Linked DNA regions of Homo sapiens: region 2 is linked to region 1. A link is an interaction called in ENCODE POLR2A ChIA-PET data of the cell type or tissue named here. Cell type or tissue: GM12878. All regions are shown on one strand. Each heading gives the region's core, and the rest is flanking DNA. Links, peaks and the distances in the headings are about the cores only.

What was found. ChIA-PET counts read pairs that join two places held together with the same protein. Peaks named below come from ENCODE experiments on the same cell type or tissue, not always from the same donor. Only the 100,000 strongest peaks of a DNase experiment are listed, where the experiment ranks them.
Region 2: POLR2A ChIA-PET joins it to region 1 with 23 read pairs; 2 of 35 experiments call an interaction of 5 or more read pairs at or near these places.

Annotation. Positions count from the first base shown.
Region 1 is chr3:119,655,925-119,666,492 of GRCh38, forward strand. POPDC2 (popeye domain cAMP effector 2) reads right to left here and starts at 4,665. Exons shown (of 4, transcript NM_001369919.2): 1 at 4,009-4,665. The coding sequence starts at 4,499. LOC105374063 (a long non-coding RNA gene) reads left to right here and starts at 10,346. Exons shown (of 2, transcript XR_924390.3): 1 at 10,346-10,514. It also overlaps a transcript of COX17 not described here. RefSeq lists an enhancer at 6,920-6,969. In GM12878, for the core only: no CTCF peak of the experiment used is centred there; no DNase peak of the experiment used is centred there; H3K27ac peaks cover 2,734 bases.
Region 2 is chr3:119,549,556-119,557,555 of GRCh38, forward strand. The region is part of intron 2 of CD80 (CD80 molecule); the gene reads right to left. Among named protein-coding and RNA genes, the nearest start is that of CD80, 6.1 kb to the right of the region's middle. RefSeq lists enhancers at 757-976, 4,345-4,444, 4,675-4,724, 4,785-4,964. In GM12878, for the core only: a CTCF peak has its summit at 1,257; a DNase peak (open chromatin) is centred at 1,081; H3K4me3 peaks cover 7,592 bases; H3K27ac peaks cover 7,797 bases.

The DNA.
Region 1 (10,568 bases), core at 1,107-9,106:
ATGAGATCCCATGCACCCTATCCAGCTGATGGTCCTAGAGTGAACACCTGACTCAAGCTGAGCCAATCAAACTCCTTCCCTGGGAATTTGGAAATGGAATTGCGTGTAAATCATGCCTTGGATGGGGACAATTATCAGGCATTATTAACAAAACTAACACACTCCTCCCTGAAGGAACTAAAAAAAATTTTTTTTTATCACGTAACTCAGACTTTGAAAAGCATGGGTCCCAATTGGCTATAGAGAAAATAAACTTGAAATCACATAAAATGTCCTAGTAGGACATGTTCTTGTTTCTAGCACTACCTGAGGCTTAGGTGCATGTCTTTCCTTGAGTTTCATAAGAAATCCTTGTATTTTTTTAAATAAAGACCTTTTTTCCCCCTTCTGTTGGCTAGAGTGGGTTACTGTGGCTGCAGCCAGAAATCCGAATTATTTGCTTTAATTTTATGAATATTCTTAAGTCTTAAGTCTTAAGTCATTAACTGCTCTTGACTTGCCCATGACCACAGGCTTGGTTTCACAACTTAAGGGGTTAGGAGCCTTACTATTGCTGCTTGGTGCCTTTGTACCCTTGTGGCTGTACCTAGCCTAGTGCTCTGCCCCTGCAGGGTAAAAAGACTGCATTCCATGAGAACTTGTTAGAACTGATGGCATGTCATTGATGATGCCTGAGGACAGGGAGTGTATTTCAGATGTGAGGCCACATCTGGAAGAAGATTAGAATCCAGTATGGGCTTTATCCTTCCCCCAACCCGACCCCTGCCCAGAAAACTCAGAGTTTCATCTTTAACCTCTCTTCTAAAGTGAGTTATATCAGGCAATAGGGGTGCCTCTATTAGGCAAAGGGGGAAGATGAAAAAGATCTCTAAGGTACACCTTGTTCATTTGGGGGAGATATCCTTCCATTATTTCTGGAGGTTTATTGGCTAAACAAATATTTCTGGAGCATCTCTCATGTTTCTGGAGATCTGGGAATGCAGAGATGGGCACAATCTGGTCTTTGTCTTTGAGGATTTCACAATTTAGTGGAAGTCACAGGCACATAAATAACTGGCTGCAAGTCAATGTGATAGGTGCTATTGTGGAACAGTAACAGAGGAGAGAGAAAGATTGGTTCTCTTTGGGCAGCAGACCTCTCGAAGGAGATGACATTTGAGCTGAATTTTGAGGGATGCAAAGGGTATTGAGAAGCAGATAAAGATGAGAATGAACAAAGACCTGGGAAATCCAGTGTGGCAGTCTGTTCTCCAGTATCTGCTTTCTTCTCTTCCTTAATGGTGCTAGATTTTAACTGGACACATGACTGCAGAGAAAAAAATCAACATTTCTCTACTTCCCTGGCTGCTAGGCATAGGCAAGTGATAAGTCCTGGCCAATGGGATATCAGCACTCCTGAGCCTTGCTCTTAATGAATGCCTAGGTATACATGCGTGTATACAAATTACCAAAGACCAGCACCAATTAAAAAAACAATTGCACCTATTATCTGACAACCTAAAGCTGGAAGACAGGAGCTTTATTCAAGACTCTGAATAAATATGTATGGAAGGGGGAAAAGAAGGAAAGAAGGAAGCAAGAAAGTAAGGATGAATAAATGAACAAAGGAAACCAAGGAACAAACTCACTTGTGTCACCATAAAAGGGGATCAAAACCTCACTGAAAAGCTTCCATAGCAAAGGAAGACAGCAGAAGAGAATGGCGCTGCTGCAGCATATGTCAGCTCCTTAGGCGAGGATTTCGGCCACCCAGGCAAGCCACCAAAGAGTGACAACCGTAGAGTGTAGATAATGTCTAATGATCTTCGTGGCTCGCTGAAGCCATTTAAATCGGAATGCTGTGCCCTTTATCATCTGTTTCTTCTTCCTTCTTGATCTACTGGAAGATGGATGATCTTCTCCTAAATGAATAGCTTAGATAGTTAGTTGCCTGCTCAGGGGGTTGTATATATGGAAGTTTGTGTTTTGAATTTTATATGAGAGAAACGTCTAAGTTAAGCGCTGCTTAACAGGGTGATAGACTTTGAGAAAGTCACTTTCCCTCTCTGAGTTTTGAAAGAGATTGGTTTCCTTTATTAAAACAAAACAAAAAGACTTCTGAGGTTTGAGTGAAGGACTCTAGAGAACAGTGTGCATGTGAGATGTGGAAGTCTGCACAAGAGTCCCCACTTCCTGGCACAAAGTTCTTGTCTGCTGCTTTGAGATGTTTGGTCCCTTACTGTAACCAGCCCAAGGTTCAGTGATTCTCCTTTAAAACTAGAGCCCAGTCATAGACTAGAAGCCTTTTCCTCTATGTCCAGCTCAGCAAAGCTGAGACAGGGTGACACTGAAAGATAACAAAACTCTTACTCCAAACCTTGAAAGGCAGGAAAAAAAAAAATCAAAATTGTCTAATTTCTGACTCAGCCTTTTGATGCTAAGTATACCAGGAAAAGCTACACCAAGGGCAAGCCCCCCTCTCCCCTTCACTGGGAAGTGATCTTATACAAGTTCACAGTAAATCTATCCTAACTGAACTATACAGTAACCATACATGCTTCCAGCAAATGGGCACCCTACACTGGAGGGAGCACTTCTGCTGCTCTCAATTTCCTCCTTTGAACAGACGAGCTATAACATCATGGGTCTCATGAATGAGCAAGTTCCCTAAATTGTCTTTAAGCATGGAACTATAGGTGCAAACATTTTCACAATAGTTATATGTATTTGTATTTACATCTATATCTGTTTACAAATAATCGCATTGGTTTACACTTTCAGTTCACCAATAAATGAAATGAAATGTACCCTCACAAAATGTCTCCCCTCCTAGCTCACTCTATCCAGGACCTCTGAGTTCAAACAAAATCAAAACATATATACATGATACTTCAGGTTCTATAAATGAATACACAAACACGTATTATTACTATTAGTGGTAGTTGTAGTACCATTAGCATCATTGTCAAACTTTTTTCTCCATTGTGTGGTTGGCAGTATTATCTGGATTTGCTTTTTTTTTTTTTTTTTCTTGGAATTGGAGCCTTCTAATTGCCATCTTACCTTTTCTATCACATTCTCCTGGTCTCAAGAAAGCTGGTGGAGTGGGGGTTGTGGGGCTCAAGAGCCACTAGGGCAGTATAAAAAAATCCACAATTGCCTACTAAGTGTGTAGCACAGAGCCCCGTGATGTTTTCTCAGAAGAAATCAATGCCCAACATTCACATCCAGGTTGACTGGGCATACACTGATCCTGACTAAGACCATTTCTGCCCATATCTGACTGTCAGCCTTCTCCAAAAGAGGCGGTGCTTCCACAAAAGCCTTGATGAGATAGGTGTATCACTTCTCTTCTCCCATTGTTGGGCCCTCAGATTTACAGTACTGTACTTGACTTCTTAGTCTTCAAGAACCTCAATAGAACAACTGGAAATGGAAAGGTGGGCAAGGGGTATTCACTCTCCCTACCTGGCTACATACAGCTACCCCAAACACAAGTGGGGCTGTTTGCTTGATGCCTTGGCAGGGAACAGGGGTTATGAGAACCACCCCGCTATCCCGACCTCCCATTTCTGGCATTGTTCCCTGAATACAGTTGGTGCTTAGCAAATGTTGAATTTGAGTAAGGAACAGATTAACCTTATTGAAATGTTAGTTTTTCAAAGCTTACAGAGATATTGCTGCAGCTTAGGCATGACACACTGATATGTGTGTGGTGATGGTAGAGGGGTTATTTAAGGCCCAGGCTCAAGACACACGCACTGCACACCTTCCAGCAGCAAGTGCACATACAATCATTCTTGCCAACCAAGATGCCTCATGAACTGGTTTCTTCTTGGAAAATGCCAAGAAAGAGGAAGCAACCCCACTCTTAGAAAAATCTATTTTGGTTTGTTTGACTTGTCACATCCTTCCCTCAATGGAAGGGGACACGAAATGGAAAGGGACATGAAATGGAAAGGGACACACTAGGAAATGAGAAGTGTGGGCTGGGGAAAGAAATTCTGGGCAATGGATAGAGTAGCTTACCGGCCAGAGAGCAGCAGGGACAGGCGGTTGATGGGTGTCTCACCCTCCACAGCATAGGTCTGTTCAGTGGCCAGAGTTAAGACCTGCTCCTCGCAGCAGTGAACAATCTCCTTGTATGTCTGTAGGGGCACCTGCAAGGGCAGGCACAGCGTCTTGTAGAGGAGGTCAAACTCCTCAGGGAGGGTGTCCTCACGCAGGCGGTATACCAGGTGTGCCAGCTGGAGCAGGCAGACCACAGCCAGCAGGAAGCTCCAAAGAACAATGTCCAGGCCACAGGCACTGAACCAGCCCCACAGCACGCAGCACAGGTAACCTGCACTCAGGAAGCCAAAAAGATAGAAGCATCCATACACCCCACTGCCCCCCATGAAGCCCAGGAGTAAGAGGCAGTTGGCTAGGTGGTAGACAGCCCCTTCCACATCCTGCTTCCACCTAATGCACGCTGAACCCTGCAAGAGAAGCTGGCCCACTCTGCTGCTGTTGGCGCTCATCTTTGGGGCCTCTCAAAGCCTCACTGGGCTCTAATACTGTCCTCACATAGGAAATTCAGAAAATGAATGAATCCATCCGCTCAGGGGTCTTCTCACCTCCGGCTTCTCACTACCGACTCCACCTTTCCTAGAAGGAATGCTTCCGGTGGCTTTGGGAAGGAATGATGGAACATAGTACACTTCATGGAGAATTTAAAAACCTCTTTCTCTCTCTCTCTCTCTCTCCCCCTCTCCCCCCCTCTCTCCTCCCCACCACCCCCGCTGTCTCAGCAAGGCTCTGGCTCTCCCTGCAGAGCTCTGGCAAGCTTCCTTGGTTCCATGTTTCTTGGGAGTCTTCAAATTTGGTTCTTAGCAGAAAAACCTAAATAGTCCCAAGGGAAAGTAGCACTACAGGACTGAAAAGTCCAGCAGCGTGGGATGATGCGGCCACATCCTGCTCTCTGTTTTTCCCAAGCAGAATGAGGAGAGCCAGCATGGGAGGCACATTTGTGTTCCATTTGGAATGTGTTCTCTCTTGGCACCGGAAGAAAGGGTGACCCCAGATGGATACCATGTTTGGAATTGGAATCCAAGAGGTACTGGCAGTGAGAAAAAACAGGCCAGGCACAGGCAGCCTGGCAGAGCACTTAACATACCTCCCAGAGGACAAGATAAGACCTCAGGGTCAGAGAGACAGACAAGGAGAGAGAAAGGAAAAGTGAGCACAGAATTCACCTGAACACCTCAGGCAGGAAACTGTCCCGAGCTCCCTTTGGGGAGAGCCAGACAGTGCTTCTGAGTGAGGACACATCAGAGTAGGAAAGTATGGGACTATTATCAGAAAAAATCCTAACAGTGAAAGCTGGAAAACCCCCTGAAGGCCTTTATTAAGTCACACTGCAAATATCATTATGTATTTATTTGACATCCATTTAACAAAAGTAGCTATGTAAAGTGGCTTTTTGAATTCTAAGCTGGCTTTCCCCTGCATATATCTGGATCTGGTAATAGTAAACAAATAATAATACATTGCCCAGATCATCATCCCACCCACTCCGGTGCTTCCAAATTATAATTCCCACCTATTAAACACCCATGAAGTGCCAAACCTAGATTAGGCATTTTATACACTTATAAGTTAGTTGTGACAACAATCCTTCAAAATAAATATTATTCTCCTTCTAGATCTGGAAGAAACTGAGGCTCAGAGAGGTAACAAGCTCCCACAGATGGTCTAAGTGGCAGAGCCAGGATTTGAACCCAAGTCTGTCAAACTTAATACTCTGTCCCAAGGGGTTTGCCAGTAAGTGGAAGTACAGTACTAGATCCATGACTCCCAACTCCACACTTCTATGAAGTCTGACAATTTTCAAGGAACTTCTGGTTGAACCTAGGAATCTACTTTGGGCTGCCAAGAGATAAAGCTGGAGTATGCAAACATTAGGCTAAGAAATGTTAGTTGGGCACAGTGGCTTACGCCTATAATCGCAGCACTTTGGGAGGCTGAGGCGGGTGGATCACCTGAGTGAGGCTGGAGTTCGAGACCAGCCTGGCCAACATGGTGGAAACCCTGTCTCTACTAAAAGTATAAAAATTAGCTGGGCGTGGTGGCGGGCACCTGTAGTCTCAGCTACTGGGGAGGCTGAGGCACAAGAATCTCTTGAACCTGGGAGTCAGAGGCTGTGGTGAGCCAAAATTGTGCCACTGCATTCTAGCCTGGGTGACAGAGCAAGATTCTGTCAAAAAAAAAAAAAAAAGGAAGGAGAAGAAAGAAGGAAAGAAGGAAGGAAGGAAGGAAGGAAGGAAGGAAAGAAAGAAAGAAAGAAAGAAAGAAAGAAAGAAAGAAAGAAAGAAAGAAAGAAAGAAAGAAAGAAAGAAAGAAAAAGAAATGTGACTCTCTGGATTCCAAATGACTCCTTGATTCTTCCTCCCTGCTGCTGGGTTAGCACTTACTCCCATTACTCCTATCGCCCCTGAAGTACAGGCGGGGTGCTCAGTAACCTCCCAGAACTAATCAAGGACTCAATTCATAAGGACTTTTACTATACTGCTATAACTTGATGAAAATTTATGAGAAATTCAAAATTGTCAAATATGGTGAGAAGGAGATGTTTTCACTCAACAAATATTTATTGAGTGCCTTTTATGAGCTAAGCCCTTGGGCATCAAAGATCCTCAAGAGAAACTTTCACCCTGTTAGGGTAAAGAGACCTCAAAAAACAAAGGCAGTTCAGTATGTGAAGCACAACAACCAAGTTAACTTTGAAGGATGGTGGCAGCCTAGAAGGAAGGGTGGCATCAGGGAGGGAAGATGCAAAGAAGGGCTGGCCTCTAATTTGAGGTTTAGGGGTTGAATTCACCAGGCAGGTAGAGGGAGAATAGCATTTCTAGTGGGGAGAACAGCATTTCTAGTGGTGAGAACAGCAGAAGCACGGGCACAGAGGCATGAAAATGCATGGCATGTTGAAGGAAGCCAGTTTTTTCTTAACCTCATTAAAATCATCTGACCAACAAATATATACCTTATTTCCTCCTTTCTAAGTTAAGAGGAAAAAAATCAGTAAAGAGCTAGAGTATTTGGAGAAGAAATGTCACTGAGGTCACTCCATGGACATGATTTGGACCCCTGACATCATTTTAACAGTGGGGTTTGGGGATTTCCATATACTGTTTTTACATCACTTGCCTGCCTCCCAAACAACCCCCCTACTTTAACAAGCAGCAGCTGCTCATCCTTCTATCACAGACATGCAGCCCCTGAGCTTCCAGAGTAGCTGTCCCTGCCAGCTGTAAGCAGGGAAGTCAGAAGCATAGAAATGAAGAAGCAACCAAAGCTCTGCCCAAGATACAATTTCAAAGCAGCTCATCTTTCTTAGGAGACCTGCCAAATAGGTTGGCCCTGACCCATTAAAGAGACAGGCAGACCCATTAACTCTATGGTTCACTTGTCCTGCTGTCCAGACTGCACTCAGCCTGCTTTCCTGTCAATCCACATATGTGCTATCTCAGCAGAGGGGACTAACATTTATCAAGCAGCTATTGTTTTATGTTATCTTACTATACCTATTTTTTGTTTTAATAGAAGCAGCAGGCTCAGAGAGGCTAAGGAACTTGCCCAAGGTCACAAAGCTAGTCAGTATGTGAATAAGGATTAAAGCCTAGGTCAGTGTGTCTCTGAATTGTATATTCTCTACAGTATATTAATAACATCCTACCAGGTACTTTTGGGAGTTTACATGTGTGCATATACAAGCTCATCTATTGCTGCTGGAAATTTGAGTACATTGCCAGGGTGGCATACGTGTCAGAGAATCATGGGTGCATGTAATAGTGACATTACACTGCAGTAATAGTGGCCTGCAGTAATAGTGACATTGATGCCCACAGGATAGGACCTGTGATCAGAACACAACAATGAAAAGTTGTGTCTTGTGTAAGTCCAGATTTGATAGAAAAGGAAAGAAAAAATGTATTGTCTGTCAAAATGGTATGTTCTTATAAGGAAATACACAAACATGAAGGCAGAACACAATAAAAAACAACTGGGAAAGAAAAAAGGAAAGAAACATAAGTTTTCTCATTTGTTGAGCTGATTCAATTCAATAGGCATTTATTCAGGACAGACTATGTGTTCCAAGAACAGGGGATATAAAGATGAATAAGACAATTATCACTTCAAGAAACTTTCAGTCTATCCCGGATACTGACTCAGAAACTGTAATCCAATAAAATAAGTGTACTTAGGATTCAAAGAAAAAACACTTATGAGGGAGCAAATAATTCAATCCATAGGGACTTTTACTATACTGCTATAACCTAACTAAAATTCATGAGGTTGGGGGCGTGATGGCTTATGTCTATAATCCTAGTATTCTGGGAGGCTGAGATGGGAGGATCACTTGTGCCCAGGAGTTTGAGACCAGCCTAGGCAACATAGTGAGACCACTGTCTCTTAAAAAAATATTTTTTTCCACGAGAAAACATCACAGGGAAGGTGACTTTTAATCTGGTCTAAAAAGATGAGTAGGTTTTCCCCAGCTAGAGGAGGGCATTCCAGGAAGAAAGAACAGATTGTAAAGTCAGTCCCAGAAGTAAAACAAAATACGTGGCATATTCTGGTAACAGAGAACAGCTTGTTGTAGGTGAATCAAAAGGAGCAGCAGACAAGAGGCAGGCGAGGCAGGCGGGGGCCATCTTATGAAGTCACCAGAGTCAACAAGTGTGGTCATGAACTCAGCCTGGTCTTCAAACTGTTTGTTACTTGTCCATGCTGGTTCATGCTGGGGTAAGGACAGAAATTGTGACTTTAGACATTTTTTATAGCAATTTCACAGAGAAACTATGGCCTTTGAACTAACAAAAATTCTGGGTTTGTATAGCATATTTTTAAATCTATATGGGTTTATTTCATTTTCCTAGTGTTGGGTCTGTGATGAATTGAGGGGAAAAAAGCTGGTTCTTCACCACATACAGTTTGAGAAACACTGAGCTTGGGGTTAACACTTTCCTAGTATAGATACTAAAATAGAACAGAGGCATAATTTTATGCTCTGGACACATAGTGTCAAGTTGAACTTAAGCAGACACTATTGGTTGTCTTCCATAGCCATTTCCCCTTTTTCTTCAGTTTATGCAAATCTAATTTTGCTTGGGTAATATGTTAAGGAAGGTGGGCTTTTCCCCAAGTTGCCAGAGCCTGAACTAAGATTGGTTGAAGCCAAGCACAATATCTCATTCCCCTTGATAGCGACTGGCACAAAAGTAGACCTGTGAGCAATGAGATGTAAGAGGAAGTACGTGGGGGAGCTTCTGGGAAAAAGTATACTCCCTGGTAGATAGCAGGCCTACCTTTCATCCAGGCTTGAATAGTTGCGTGACGATGTAATGCTTGAAGTTACCATAGTCATGAGATAGGATATGCCTAAGGATGAGAAGGGTAAAGAGCAGAAAAATAGAACAAGCCTAGGTTTTTTTGTTTGCTTGCTTTTTTAAGACAGGGCCTTGCTCTGTCAGCCAGGCTGGAATGCAGCGGCACAATCACGGCTCACTGCAGCCTCAGTCCTCTGGGTTCAAGCGATCTTCTCACCCCAGCCTCCCAAGTAACTGAACTACAGGCATGTACCACCATGCCGAGCTAATGTTTTTATTTTCTGTAGAGACAGGTTCTCACTATGTTGCCCAGGCCAGTCTTGAACTCCAGGATTCAAGCAATCCTCTGGCCTCAGTCTCCCAAAGTGCTGGGATTACAGGCATGAGCCACCACACCCAGCCAAGACTAAGTTCTTGAAAGCACCACTGAGCCACTATCTCAAACCAGGAGCTTTTAATTTCCAAACTTCCTAACAGGGAGGTAAATTACTTTTCTGTATTGCTTGTGTCAGTGTAGTTGGGTATTCTACTGCTTCCAGTTGAAAGCATCCTAATTCAGATCTCACTAAGGACAACTCTTCAGGGAACAGTTCTCTGAACATCTGCTAATTGTCACATTCTATAAAAACTGAACATCAGAATTATTTTGCTCTACCAATAATTTTCTTTCTAAAGTTTGAGCAAACTATGAGAGGAATTCCTCCATAAACTCAATTTGACTGTTCAGGGTGACCTGTTAGGTGAACAAGATGGTGTAGTGGAAATCTGGTTGTCTATTCAATATCCATTTACCTCTTCCTCAATTGTGACGGAATTTGTTTTGTCCAGATATCAAACCTGCACATGGATCTAAGCAGGGGTGGGATGAAGGGGGCGGATCTTGTGTAAGCCAATCAGCATAAGGTATTCTGTTGATAACTATTACTGGTCCATAAAAATACATATAACCTAATTTGGCTCAATCAGACCTTTAAAAAGGGGACTAAGAGTCCATGCCCAGGGAATGGTTTCTCTCTCTTCCGCTGGACTTTAACAAGCAAGCACATGACGGGCTTCATCAGTCCTGGACGAGAAAGCTGAGATGAAAATAACTTGAGTCTTGGATGAAATCAGTGACCCTATGATATCATCACATCTAGAGCTGACTCTAACTGGACTTCCAGCTATGTGAGTTTTCCTTATGAGGATTTTCTATTACTTGCTATCAAAAGCACCATAATT
Region 2 (8,000 bases), core at 1-8,000, 110 kb before region 1:
TCCAAGCCCTCTCTTTTCTTAGATAGCAGGATCATGGGGCACTAGCACCTTTCCATCTCACCAGCCATTCTCAGGCCTCTGTCAGACTGGATACGGCCCCACCACAGCACTGAACAAGAGAGTTTTGTGATGGTGGGTATTTGCATAGCAAAGTGAGGTAATGCAGAAAGGTCCAGGCACCTCTTCAGCAATTGTGTGGAATGTTGCCAGTCCCTGCTTTAGGGAATATAACTGAAAGAAAGGAAGAAATAAAAAGACATACTTGAAGGGAGCATATTTCAAAGTGAAGCTATATTAGCTAAAGATCAAATGACAACCCAGACACTCCTAGTGTTGCAAGGAAAGCAAAATGAGACGTAGAAGGAACATGGGCTATCCATCTCCATTGACTTGGATTCTAGTCCCAGCTCAGCCACTTGCTGTTTCATCTGTTTCTTCATCTCTAAATAGGTATGACACCTACCCCTTGGGATCACTGGAAAATTCAGTTCAATTAAATGATATAAATAAAAAGTCCCAAGGACATAGCAGGTCTTCTGTAAGAGTTTCCATTTTTCTTTCTCCCTCCTCCCACTGCCAACTCTTACCTTTCATTTCACTCAAGGGTTATGTCAGATATATAGCACTCTGGTCTTGCTATGGGCCAGACAGACAGCAACTCACTTGTCTGGGCCTCCCAATAATAGGGTCTTTCCCCACCGAACTATTCATTCCCAGCCAAAAAGAATCCAATATTTCTCACTGATTTTGGTATGTGGTGATGTTAGCAAAAGTGAAAGCATAGCTGAAAGAGAGACTATCTAATTTTGGTGATGGCTTCTGAGGAGTTTTTGTCCAGCCTTCTGAGGAGAAGAGTGAAGAAGAACAGGACTAAAAAGAGGAACCCAAAATCTTCCGAACAATTTGGAAATTCACACGGGAACCCAGTTTTCGGGATTCCACCACACAGAGACAGAAAACAGTCATTATAAATTTGCCCAAATTTATATCAGTTTTGTCTGTTTTAGGGACTCCATCACACACGGACAAAAAGCAGTTGAAACGGAAATGTCTCTAACGATTTTGTCTGCTTCAGTGACTGGCGGGGAAAGTCAGCACCTGGAAATCTCAATATTACTGTCTCAAACCTGGTTGAACTTCTGAGCTTGCTTTGCCATTTTTGAATGGGCATTGTAACACCTACCCAACCCAGTGGGTGCAAGGATTCAAAATGAGATACTGCTCATAAAAGTCCTCCACAGTACCTAGGACATTAGAGGGAGCCAGTGTCTTCCCCAGAGATCCACACAGTTCAGGTCCCACTTTGCTCACATCTACTCTCGTGGCCCCTTGTCAAAGAGGCCTTCCCTGACTCTCCTTGAACAGCGCCATCCTCCCTGCCCCCCTCCATCCTGCTACTCTTTAGTCTCTTTGCCTGATTTGTTTCTCTTCAGGCTTGTCTCCAGCTGATATATATTTTTACAACTGTGATGTATATTTACAGGTATATGTGATACATAATTACGTATGGAGCTATGGAGCAGAGGCTTCCTCCTTTGTTCACTGCCATATCTGCAGTGTCTAGAACAGGGCCTGGCCCATAGTAGGTGCTCAGTAAATACTTGCTGAATGCATGTCTAGGCATGAGGAAATGAGGTCTGGCTCCATCCACTGTGTATTAGAATCATAACCTTGAGCAAGCTGGGTAACCTCTCTGGGCTTCAGGTTCCATCTCTGTAAAACAGTCATAATACTATTGCTATGATTTGAATGTGTCCCCTAAAGGTTTTGTGTTGGAAATTTAATTCCGGGTGCAACAGTGTTGAGAATTGGGACTGTTAAAAGGTGATTAGGTCATGGAGACTCTGCCATCATGGATGGATTAATGCCATTTTTTTGGGAGTGGGTTCACTACAGCAGGAGTGGCTTCCTTATAAAGGATGGTTTTGGCCTCCTTCCTACTCTGCCTTGGGCGTGCTCTCCTGCCTTTCTATCCTCTGCCATGGGATGATGCAGCAAGAAGGTCCTCATCAGATGTGAGCCCCTTGACCTTGGACTTCCCAGCCTCCAGAACAGTAAGAAATAAATCTCTGTTCTTTCTAAATTACCCAATGTCAGGTATTCTGTTATAGCAGCACAAACCAGACCGAGATAACTATCTTCCCTGCTTCACATAATTATCACAGCGATCACAGGATACCAGATGTAAAGTGCTTTCTTAACTTTAGAATGCTCTACAGATTTTAAATGGGGCTGTTCTTTCTCATGCACAACAGCCTGCTTTGCTGAACCACACCCCCATAGGACCAGCATCACCATGGTAACTGGCTGATTCTTGAACTGAGTTCAGTGCCCATAGCTGGCATGGGGAGCCCCTCCTGCACCTCTACCCAGCAGCAGTCAGAAAGGGCCAGAGGCTGTGAAAGGAGGCGGAGAGAAGGCAGAGATGGACGGCAACGCTGCTCGCCTTCTGGCGAATGCATGGAAACTGCCCACCTGTAGGGCACAATAGGGACACTCAACACTGCTGGCCTCAGCCTCTGCCTCTCCTGACCCCTTGGCCACCCTCCTGCTCTGACCACTTCAACTCTGGACTGCTAGCCACACAGGAGAGGAAGCTATTTGCCAACAAGAGTAGAGACCAAGAATTTTAGACAAATAATGGACCTCTCGGCCGGGCGTGGTGGCTCACGCCTGTAATCCCAGCACTTTGGGAGGCCGAGGCAGGCGGATCAGGAGCTCGAAGATCATCCTGGCTAATACGGTGAAACCCCGTCTCTACTAAAAATACAAAAAAAATAAATTAGCCAGGCGTGGTGGCGGGCTGATTTTTGTGTGGAGGACTTTTACGAGCTGTAGTCCCAGCTACTCGGGAGGCTGAGGCAGGAGAATGGCGTGAAGCCGGGAGGCGGAGCTTGCTGTGAGCCAGAGATTGTGCCACTGCACTCCAGCTTGGGCGACAGAGCAAGACTCTGTCTCAAAAAAAAAAAAAAAAAAAAAAAAAAGGACCTCTCAAGGGCTCAATCTAGGCCAGGCACCCGTAATCCCAGCACTTTGGGAGCTGGCCAAGGCGGGTGGATTGCTTGAGCCCAGGAAATCGAGACCAGCCTAGGCAACATAGCAAAAACCCCATCGCTACAAAAAGAAAAAATAGATCTCAATCTACAACAGAATATTATTTCAGAATATTATTTGGCCGTAAAAGCGAATGGAGTACTAAGACATACGCAACATGGATGAACCTGAAAGACATAATGCTCAGTGAAAGAAAATAGTCACGAAACGCCACATATTGTAAGAAATGTCCAGAATATTCTTTCTTACCTGGATTCTGGAAAAAAAGGAAGAGAAAAGAAATGTCTAGAACAGGCAAATTCATAGAGACAGAGAGTAAATTAGTGGTTACGAGGAGATGGGGTACAGGGGAATGAGGAGTAGCTGCAAATAGGCGCAGGTTTCTTTCTGGGATGATGATTTCCATCATCATCCAGAACATTTCCTTCTGGAATTCGATAGTGATGGTGGTTTCACAACATTGCAAATATACTAAAACCCACTGAATTGTACACTTTATTTATTTATTTATTTATTTATTTATTTATTTATTTATTTATTTATTTACTGAGGCAGAGTCTCGCTCTGTTGCCCATGCTGGAGTGCAGTGGCATGATCTTGGCTCACAGCAACCCCCGCCTCCAGGGTTCAAAAGATTCTCCTGCCTCAGCCTCCTGAGTAGCTAGGATTAAAGGCACGGGCCACCTTGTGTGGTTAATTTTTGCATTTTTAGTAGAGACAGGGTTTTACCATGTTGGCCAGGCTGGTCTCAAACTCCTGACCTCAGGTGATCCACCCATCTCGGCCTCCCAAAATGCTGGGATTGCAGGAGTGAGCCACCGTGCCTGGCTGAATTGTATACTTTAAAACGTTGAATTTTATGTCATTGCAAATAAAACATGAAGGGAAAAGAAGAATCCATACTAGGAAGACCTGAGTCTTCCCCACCCTCTCCGTGCAGCCTGGAGGCCTGGAGGATGCAGTGGCCAGTCTGCAGTGCCCCTCCCAGGGAGTTCAACCTCAGCAGCCGTTAGAGAGGCTGCCCTCGCAGGGGTCTGGGAGCTGCATCACCACTGCTAGTGGAGAAGGGAGAGAAGCAGTTGACACAACATCTTTTAACTCACCAAATGACGGGACATACATGATCTCCCTGGAAACACAAGTGTGCTTTTTAAATAAACATTTTCCCTGACTATGAAATAAACATTCTTAGAAAGAATGGAAGATATAGAAAAGCGTGAAAGTCACCTATTGTCTCACCACCTGGAGATTTTACCGTTCCTGGTTTGTGCACACTCTTCCAACAGGAGTGACCCCCCTCTAAATGTTTGATTAGGTGAACTAGCACCGACAGGGCTGGTGTCAGCCCTGGGCTAGGTGCTAGCCACACAAAGGAGACAGGCAGAGCTGCCTCTGGCAGCCACAGGCTTGAGACCTGTGTCTCCTCGTGTTCACACTGTTCCTGACTTTTCCCCCTGTTTAGACCCTGCTCATATACTCTGTACCATCTGATCCTTACTTTTTCTCTTTCTAAACAGTATTTATATCCTTAAAATGCACAGGGACTTGAACAGCTGTTGTCAGGGTGATGATGGCAACAATCACTGCTCATGGGACCCCTGGGCCAGCAGCATAGCGGTGTGTGTTGCAGGGAGAGGAGGATGTGTTCTGTGAATGGTGGCACTTTGGGGTATTCTCTTTTCTCCTAGCTCTGAGTTCTCAGACTATAAACTTATAGGCAATGCTTTTCCTACATCTCTTGCCTCCTCCTACAGGAGGCCTTTCCCCTCTCCTTAGACCTGACCCTCTCTTAAAGGACTCCAGCTCTGAAGGAAAAGCTGCCCACATTGGTCCCTCTGAGGGCTGCCCTGTTAGAGCCTCTGCCTTACTGCCACCAGTTGCTGGACTATAAAGTCAGGCGTTTCTGCCTCCATAGACAGTGCCTGCAGGCCTAGAGGGGGAGAGGAGCCTGGCTGGTTCCACCCTGTGCATGAAAGAGGAGTCCCTTCCCCTGGGCATCAGTGGCTGGGCAGGAGGAGAGGGGGAACACCTCTGCCATGGTGTGGCAGGAGAGGAAGGCCTAGTGTGGCAAATCTCTGCCCTGAATAAAGCCCTCTATAATCCTACTCCACTGTATTCACTGAATCTCACCTCCCACAGACCATGCACACTCACACCTACACTCCCGTTGAGCAGTCCTCACTAATTTTACATGGTACACACTCTCCAACCCATCAACTTCCTTCTGATCCAATTCTTTTCATTAAAGACATCATCAGTTACTGTAAGTTACTGAAATAACCTCCTAATAGGTTTTGCACAGTCACTGTGGCTGCCCTACAAGCCACTCTGTTCTTCAGTAACACTTTTTTCCTTTTAAAGTTATTTACACCTTTACTACTGAAACTCAAAGTGTATGGTGGAGCAGCATCAGCATCACCTAGGTGCTTCTTAGAAATGCAGAATCTCAGGCCCCATCCCAGACCCACCTAAGCAGAAACAGCATTTAAAAAACTATATAGACTTTATTTTTTAGAGCTGCTTTAGGTTCATCGAAAAATTGAATGTAAAGTAACCCCCTCCCCACATATTCACAGCTTCCGCCACTGTCTACATCCTGCGCCAGGGCAGTACACTTGTTACAATCAATGAACCTACATTAACACATCATTACCACCCCAAATCTAGAGTTCACGATAGGGGTCACTCCTGGTATTGCATATTCTATGGATTTGGGCAAATTTATAATGACTTATATCTATCATTACAGTATTATGCAAAATAGATTCACTTCTCTAAAAAATTCCCTGTGCTAGAAACTGCAATTTAGCAAAACCCCCAGGCTATTGGTATGTGTAAAGAGTGAACAGAGCTGGGGTAGACCACGCCACTCTCCTGGGTAAAGCCCTTCCAGCTTCCTGAATAACATGCGGATTCATGATTATAACTCACAAGTGCTGCAGGGTCCGGTTCTTGCTCACTGGGCCAGTCCCTCCTCTGCTACTTCCCAGCTCACTGCCCCTTCTTGCTGGCAGAGGAAGACAGCACTTCCTCAGGCAGTGCCTGTGCCCTGCCTTCAAAGCACGTGGCTTTGTTTGTTGGCCACACTTTAACACATTCATTTGAGTGGCTATTGGATTACTTTTCCTCTTTCCAATGATAGTAAATTTCACAAATGCAAGAGCCATGTCCCCAGGACCAAGAAAAGTCTCTTGGTTTTAGGAGATGCTCATGTTTGTTGAATTAATAAATGATTAAACAAAAGAATGAACACCTGTGCCAGCCTCATCCTTACCTTTGTGCCTTTGTCCAGGCTGTTGCCCTGACCAGAATTCTCTCTCCATCATCCATCTGCCTCTGTAAAGCCTGCCCTCCTTCCTGCAGCCCAGTCTGTTACCCACTTTCCCAGATCTTGGGCTCCTACAATCAGGGCAAAGCATTTCATTGCTCTTTGCTTGTTCTACATGGGTTAGCTTTGCATTTCCGCAACTAACATATGCAGACCTCTTTGAGTGCAGGAATCCTAGCCTCAACTTTTATGGCCCACCTGGCACACAGTAGGTGCTTCATTGACTCAGTCACAGCAGCAGTAAAACCAGGATGTAGCTAGAGAACAAGGTGCTTTCCTAAACATCTTTCTTTAGCTCAAAGATCTCTTTCCACTTACCTCTGACCCTAATTTTCCTTGTACAATTTCTAAAGTCTGGGTTTTAATTTTTATTTTATGTCCTCTTTTACTTTTTTTATTGTTCTCCCTCTTTCTGTCTCTCCCCCTCCCTGCCCCCCTTATTTCTGGGAAGCCTGTACAAATTTCCTTCTATATATTTTAAACTCCTCTGTACTCCCCAGAAGACTAGTTTGGGAATGCTTCCCCAGCTCCCCAGAAGGAAATTGTAACTGTTGGAAATGTAATGTAACTGTCAAATATATAAAAAACCTGAGGTGTAAATTGTGAAATGTAGGCCATGTTTCTCTTGGTTCTGAAACAATGTAAAATAGCTCTGGACAGAAAATTTTAAATGACCACCATCGCAGTCAAGTAATCTGTGGGCCCCCAACTCCTCTTCTCTTCCCTCTACCTCTCTCTCACACCTCTGATATTCTAGGCAGTACTTTATGTGAGAAGTTTTTAAGACAAGGACCCTTAATAGTCGGGTCTTTGCAGACTGGCAAATCATGCTGGAGCCCAAACTTCTTTGTTTTTGGGAAACTGGGAAGTATGCTGCTCACTAGAAAACAGATCTTTTGTTTTCTGACTTAAAAAAAAAAATCAGAACCATCCTGCCAGCAGGGACAAGCCTCACCCTTCTTGACAGTCCCAAAAGTTCAGCACTCTTAAGATCACCTGAGCAGGAACAAAAGCCTCTAGAAGTCAAATTATTACTTTCAGGACATATATGTAATACCTATGTGGCAGATTAAAAATAACTAAAAACATAATTTTGTGTTAAATCTGATACCACTTAAAGTCAGATGCCAATGTTGAAAAAAGATCTCAGCATCCAAAGCAGAACAAATAAGATTAATGTATTAAGAGGAACTTAAGAAGGTTAAGAAGATGAATGTCATTAAGAGGAATTGTCCTCAACTACTCTCCCGCCTTCAGATTGGAAAGAAGATCACCATTGTTCAATTTTAGAAGCAGGACACTTTCGCTGAGCTGTATCATGAAAACATAGTTTGGGACTAGACTCCGAGGCCAGTATCGGCACATCACAAAATGTAAATGAGCATCTAATATTCATGGAAGAGACCATTATGAATCGGCTGTATGGTTTTGTTAAAATAACACTGTCCCTTCCACGCTTCCTTGAAGGCCTGGGTTCTTGAGTTAACTTGGTTGCTAACTTGCTGTGTGATGATAGGCAGGTCCTTTAACCTCTTTGGACCACAGTCTTCTAATCTTTAAAATCTTCTGAAAACACCCTGAAGGTTCCTTCCAGCTTATAGGATAATAGAAGGGAGCA